2 separate regions of the Homo sapiens genome follow, and region 2 is linked to region 1. Evidence: chromatin loops called from intact Hi-C (ENCODE). Cell type or tissue: heart right ventricle. All regions are shown on one strand. Links, peaks and the distances in the headings refer to the core of each region. The heading gives the core; the rest is flanking DNA.

The links. Hi-C counts contacts between places; a loop is a spot of excess contacts. Peaks named below come from ENCODE experiments on the same cell type or tissue, not always from the same donor. Only the 100,000 strongest peaks of a DNase experiment are listed, where the experiment ranks them.
Region 2: it touches region 1 in a loop (5-fold over the local background); 3 of 110 quality-filtered maps call a loop at or near these places.

The regions. Positions count from the first base shown.
Region 1 is chr16:73,083,345-73,086,159 of GRCh38, reverse strand. It overlaps a transcript of ZFHX3 not described here. Among named protein-coding and RNA genes, the nearest start is that of HCCAT5, 7.6 kb to the left of the region's middle. In heart right ventricle, for the core only: no CTCF peak of the experiment used is centred there; no DNase peak of the experiment used is centred there.
Region 2 is chr16:73,019,538-73,022,352 of GRCh38, reverse strand. The region is part of intron 1 of ZFHX3 (zinc finger homeobox 3); the gene reads left to right. Among named protein-coding and RNA genes, the nearest start is that of ZFHX3, 27 kb to the left of the region's middle. In heart right ventricle, for the core only: no CTCF peak of the experiment used is centred there; a DNase peak (open chromatin) is centred at 1,812; H3K27ac peaks cover 2,378 bases.

The DNA.
Region 1 (2,815 bases), core at 140-2,639:
TGTGGTTTTGATTTGCATTTCTTGGACAATTAATGATGTGGAGCATTTTTAAATGGCATTTTAAAAATATACTTGTTGGCCATTTGTCATACATATGTCTTCTTTTGAGAAATGTCTGTCTGTCTAGATCTTTTGCCCATTTTTAATTTGATTTTTTTTTTTTTTTTTTTTTTTGCAATTGAGTTGTTTGAGTTCCTTATATATTCTGGTTACTGATCTCTTGTCAGATGCATAGTTTGCAAATATTTTCCCCCATTCTTGTAGGTTGTTTTTTCACTTTGCTAATTGTTTCCTTTGCTGTACAGAAGCTTCCTGGCTTAATGTAATTCCATTTTTCTAATTTTGCTTTTGATGCCTGTGCTTTTAAAGTCTCATTCCCAAAATTTTTGCCCAGACCAATGTCCTGAAGTGTTTCCCTAATGTTTTCTTCTAGGAGTTTCATAGTTTCAGGTCTTAGATTTAGTCTTTAGTCTATTTTGATTGATGTTTATTTATGGTGAAAGATAGGGGTCTAGCTTTATGCTTCTGCATATGGTTATCTAATTTTCCCAGTCACATTTATTGAAGAGACTGTCCTTTGCCCAGTGCATGTTTTTTGTTGAAAATGAGTTGTAGCCCAGGAGTGGTGGTTCATGCCTGTAATCTCAGCACTTTGGGAGGCCGAGGCAGGCGGATCACTAGAGGTCAGGAATTCAAGACCAGCCTGACCAACATAGTGAAACCCCATCTCTAAATTAGCTGGGCGTGGTGGTGCACACCTGTAGTCCCAGCTACTCTGGAGGCTGAGGCAGGAGAATCACTTGCTGGGAGGCAGAGGTTGCAGTGAGCCAAGATTGTGCCATTACACTCCAGCCCGGGCAACAAGAGCAAAACTCCATCTCAAAAAAACAATAATAATAAAATGAGTTGTAAATGCTGTAAATGTGTGGACTTATTTCTGGTTTTCTATTCTGTTCCATTGGTCTATGTGGCTGTTTCTATGCTAGTACCATGCTGTTTTGGTTACTATGGCTTTGTAGTATATTTTGAAGTCAGGTAGTGCAGTGCCTCCAGCTTTGTTCTTGTTGTTCATGTTTGCTTTGCTATTTGGGGTCTTTTGTGGTTCTAGGACTTTTTTTTTCTATTTCTGTGCAGAATACATCTGGTATTTTGATAAGGGTTGCATTGAGTCTGTAAATTGCTTCGGGTAGTACTCTTGACATTTTAACATTAATTCTTTCAATCCATGAGCATGGGCTATCTTTGATCTTTTTGTGTCCTCCTTAATTTCCTTCATCAGTGCTTTATAGTATTCCTTGTAGAGATCTTTCATGTATTTGGTTAAATTTATTTCTAGGTATGGCCAGACGCGGTGGCTCATGCCTGTCATCCCAGCATTTTGGGAGGCTGAGGTGGGCGGATCACGAGGCCAGGAGATCGAGACCATCCTGGCTAACACGGTGAAACCCCATCTCTACTAAAAATACAAAACAAAATTAGCCGGGCATGGTGGCAGGCACCTGTAGTCTCAGCCTGGGAGGCTGAGGTGGGAGAATGGTGTGAACCCGGGAAGTGGAGCTTGCAGTGAGCCGAGATCGTGCCACTGCACTCCAGCCTGGGTGACAGAGCAAGACTCCATCTCAAAAAAAAAAAAAAAAAAAAAAAATTTAGTCCTAGGTATTTTATATTTTTGTAGCTGTGGGATTGCTTTCTTACATTCTTTTTCAGATTGTTTGCTGTTGTTGTATATAAATGCTACTAATTTTTTAATGTTGATTGTGTATCCTGCAACTTCACTGAATTTGTTTATCATTTCTAACAGGTTATTTTGGTGGTGTTTCTAAGTTTTTCTAAAATAGGTCATCTACAAACAGTAATAATTTGACTTCTTCCTTTCCAGTTTGGATGCACTTTATTTCTTTCTCTTGCCTAATTTCTCTGGCTAGGACTTCAACTTTGTCAAGAATAAAAATGGTGAAAGTGTGCATTCTTTTCTTGTTCTAGATCTTAAAGGCTTTCATTGATGACATTTTTATTAAGATCATTGCTATTGGCATTTTGAGCCAGATAATTCCTTGTTGGTGGAGGTAATGTGTCTTGTGCATTGCCAAATATTTATCAGAATCGTGGCCTCTACTCATGAGATGTCGGTTGTCACTACTAGAAATGTCTCCAGACACTTCCAAATGTCCCTTGGGATGTGGGGGGCAAAGTCAGCCCCAGTTGAGAACCATGGCCCTAGACCTCACGTAGAACAGGTGTGTCACCCTGGGGCTGTGTGGTCTTTCCAGTGGAGGCATGTTCTGGGGTATCTGTGGAATCTTCTCTGGCCTATAGGAAAGAAATAGGAAAGGCCGGGCATGGTGGCTCACACCTGTAATCCCAGCACTTGGGAGGCTGAGGCGGGCAGATCGCTTGAGCCCAGGAGTTTGAGACCAGCCTGGGCCACATGGCAAAAACGCATCTCTATAAAAAACACAACAGTTAACCAGGTGTGATGGTGCGCACCTGTAGTCCCAGGTACTCAGAAGGCTGAGGTGAGAGGATGGCTTGAGCCCGAGAGGTCGAGGCTGCAGTGAGCCAAGATTGCACCACTGTACTCTATCCTGGGCAACAAAGTGAGACCCTGTCTCAAAAAATAAAAAAAGAAATAGGAAAGGCATGACTACAAAGAAAGTCACTTGACCATGAAAACCACAAGACTTTCCACCATTCATTTACAGCTTTTCACCCTTTGTGTTTTATATATCAGATAATTATTCAGATGTGTTACCAGTTGTGATACAGAAGGGAACCATAATGGAGAGAAAAGCCAGATGTCCCTGTCCAGCCATGT
Region 2 (2,815 bases), core at 312-2,811, 64 kb after region 1:
CATCTGCCTGCCTGGCTTGCAGGCCTGACTCAGGGAGACGGGCTTCTCCCAGCCTGGCTTTCTCAGCGAGAGCTTCCAGCCTTGGGGCTTCCCTGGGCTGCCCTTGACCTTTTGTTTGAGAGTCCCATGTGTGCCAGACACTGTTGTTGGTGCCGGTGATACTCCAATGGGGGCAAAAAAAGAGAGAAATGCTTGTCTGCTTGGAGCTTATACTACCTCATCTCCCTCACTGGACATCATTACTAAGTGCATTATAGTATTTTGGATGATGTTAAATGCTGTGGAGAGGAGGCGGGACGAGGGCAGGGGGTGAGCAGTAGTTGGCAGGTTCGGTGGACACAGTGAAGAAAGGCTTTCGGAGAAGGTGACATTTGAGTAAAGACTCATTCCTTAGCTTGGAGCTGTGTCACTCCAGCCTCTGCCTCCCGTCTACACGTGGCTGTCTTCCTTGTGTGCATTTCTGTGTGTTCCCTCCTCTTCTAAGGGTACCAGTCATTGATTTTTTTTTTTTTTTTTTTTTTTGAGATGGAGTCTCGCTTTGTCACCCAGGCTGGAGTGCAGTGGCATGATCTTGGCTCACTGCAACCTCCACCTCCCAGGTTCAAGTGATTCTCCTGCCTCAGCCTCCTGAGTAGCCGGGATTATAGGTGCCCGCCACCACACCTGGCTAATTTTTGTATTTTTAGTAGAGACAGGGTTTCACTATGTTGGCCAGGCTGGTCTCAAACTCCTGACCTCAGGTGATCTACCCACCTCAGCCTCCCAAAGTGATGGTATTATAGGTGTGAGCCACCACACCTGGCTCAGTCATTGATTTAAGGCCTACCCCGATCTAGTCTGAGCTCAATTTAGTTATAAATTACTTCAAAGACTCTATTTCCAAATAAGGCCATGTTCTGAGGTTCTTGGTAGACATGAGTTCTAGGAGGGATGCTATTCGATCTGCTCCAGGTGCTTATCCTCTGGATAGATTTTGAAGGGAGATATGGGACAAGACAGGACATAGAGTCAAGGGTGACTGCAAGATTTTTAACTTGAGTGACTGGAAGGACTGTATCCCTGTGGCCTTGGCTGGGCTGGCCAGCTCAGCAGGCCCTCGTCCCAGAACCTCGAGCCCCGTTTCCTCGATTGTCTTTCCTCGCTGCTCTAAACCCCTTCAGTCTTTCCTTTTATTGAGCCACTATATGTCTACTTAGCATCACAATTAGGCCTCTGAGTTAGCTGCTCAAATCTTTAATTATGAGTAAAAGGGTAAGGTGCCAAGTCTGTCTGAGGACATCGGGAAAATAATTTAAGGAGCTTCATTTTTCAAAGTCCTTGGGCCTATACCCTTTCAACTAATCCTTGCAGGTGCTCTATACGGTATGCAGAGTGGGGACACATCTCATTTTGTAGATGAGAAAAGCTCAGAGACTAAATGGCTTTGGGGGATCATCGAGCAGTTGGTTCAGATCTGCATTTGAACCCCTATGGAAGAGTATTGGGGGGGCGGGATGAAGTGGATTATATAGGAAGACATCCTGCTGCATAACGTTTTACTCAGTTCAGCCAGATTTGAATAGGATAAGACAGAAAAGGTCCAACAACCATGCCCGTGCCTCCCTGACTTTACCCTTAAACCAGTAAATATTTAAATGGAGAATTTCAGGAAGACCAGGGGCATTGAAGAATCGTTGAGTCAAACTCAACATTGGAGGTCTGAACTGATCAGTTCCACTTGATTTCAGTTTCGATGACTATTGCTGAGTCATGGTCGACAAGCACTGCCAAAGTCAACACCACGGGCCTGGCCGGGGCAGCTGGCTACACAGTGGTTTGTCCCATGGGTCCCGCGTTGCCCGTTTTCTGTGTATTTCAGAAGCTGTCCCATATGGTGAGGCCATTCTTGGCCCTTACACTCTGTGTGGGGGATGTTTTTCTTTCGGAATCTAAGACAGAGAGCTTTTGTTGGGAAATTTCTTGTGAGAAATCAGAAGTATGTCTTTACTTTTTGATAGTGTGATAGCAACATCACCCCTCTTCGTGGTTTCCTTGGGCAGTTTGCTATTTGATCTGATCAGAAATTTGCTCATGATCCTAAGGGAGTGTTCTGCCAATGTAAAGTTTGCGTATGTGATTCATTAAATGTATTTTTAAAAAATTAAAATCAGGCCTCCCGGTGCCTCTGTAGAGTAATTGATGCAGGGCTCTTGCTGGTGCCTCTTGTCCTGGTGACAGTGGCCTTTCCCACAGTCATGGTGCTTCCTTTTTCTTGCATAGTCAGCTCTCAAACCAAGAATGTGAAGGATCTGTGTGAGATGTTGCAGGGTACAGTGGATTTTGTCTTTCAGCGATGATAACGAATGGTGATAGTTCCCATGGAATGTCTCCATGGTGCTTGCAGGAGGTTAAAGGGCTCAGTACGGGACCCAGACAGAGTTGGAACAGACATTTTTTAAAAACGTGTTTATGCCCAGCCAGGAATGCCAGCCCGCTCTCTCATTTTTCTTACCAGTGGGCTAAACAAATAAACAGTTCCAGTTGTGGGCAGATGGATGAGGAGATCTTGAAGAAGCCATAGAGAAAGGGAAGGGGGCGGGTGAGCCCTGATTGCTCTACGTGGGATGAGGGGTGAGAGAGCGGAGAAGGCTCTCTAGGAACGGGCTCAGGGTTTGGACTGAGACGTTGCTTCCTGCGCGTCGTGATGACTCACAATCTCCAGGTTCATGCCCTTTAGAGCAGACAGTCTGTGCATCTCAGGGTGAAGGTGGGGATAGCAGAGCGGGGTCACCCAGTAGCCAGGGCAGGTTTGGGGAGGCAAAGTGCTGTTCCCTCG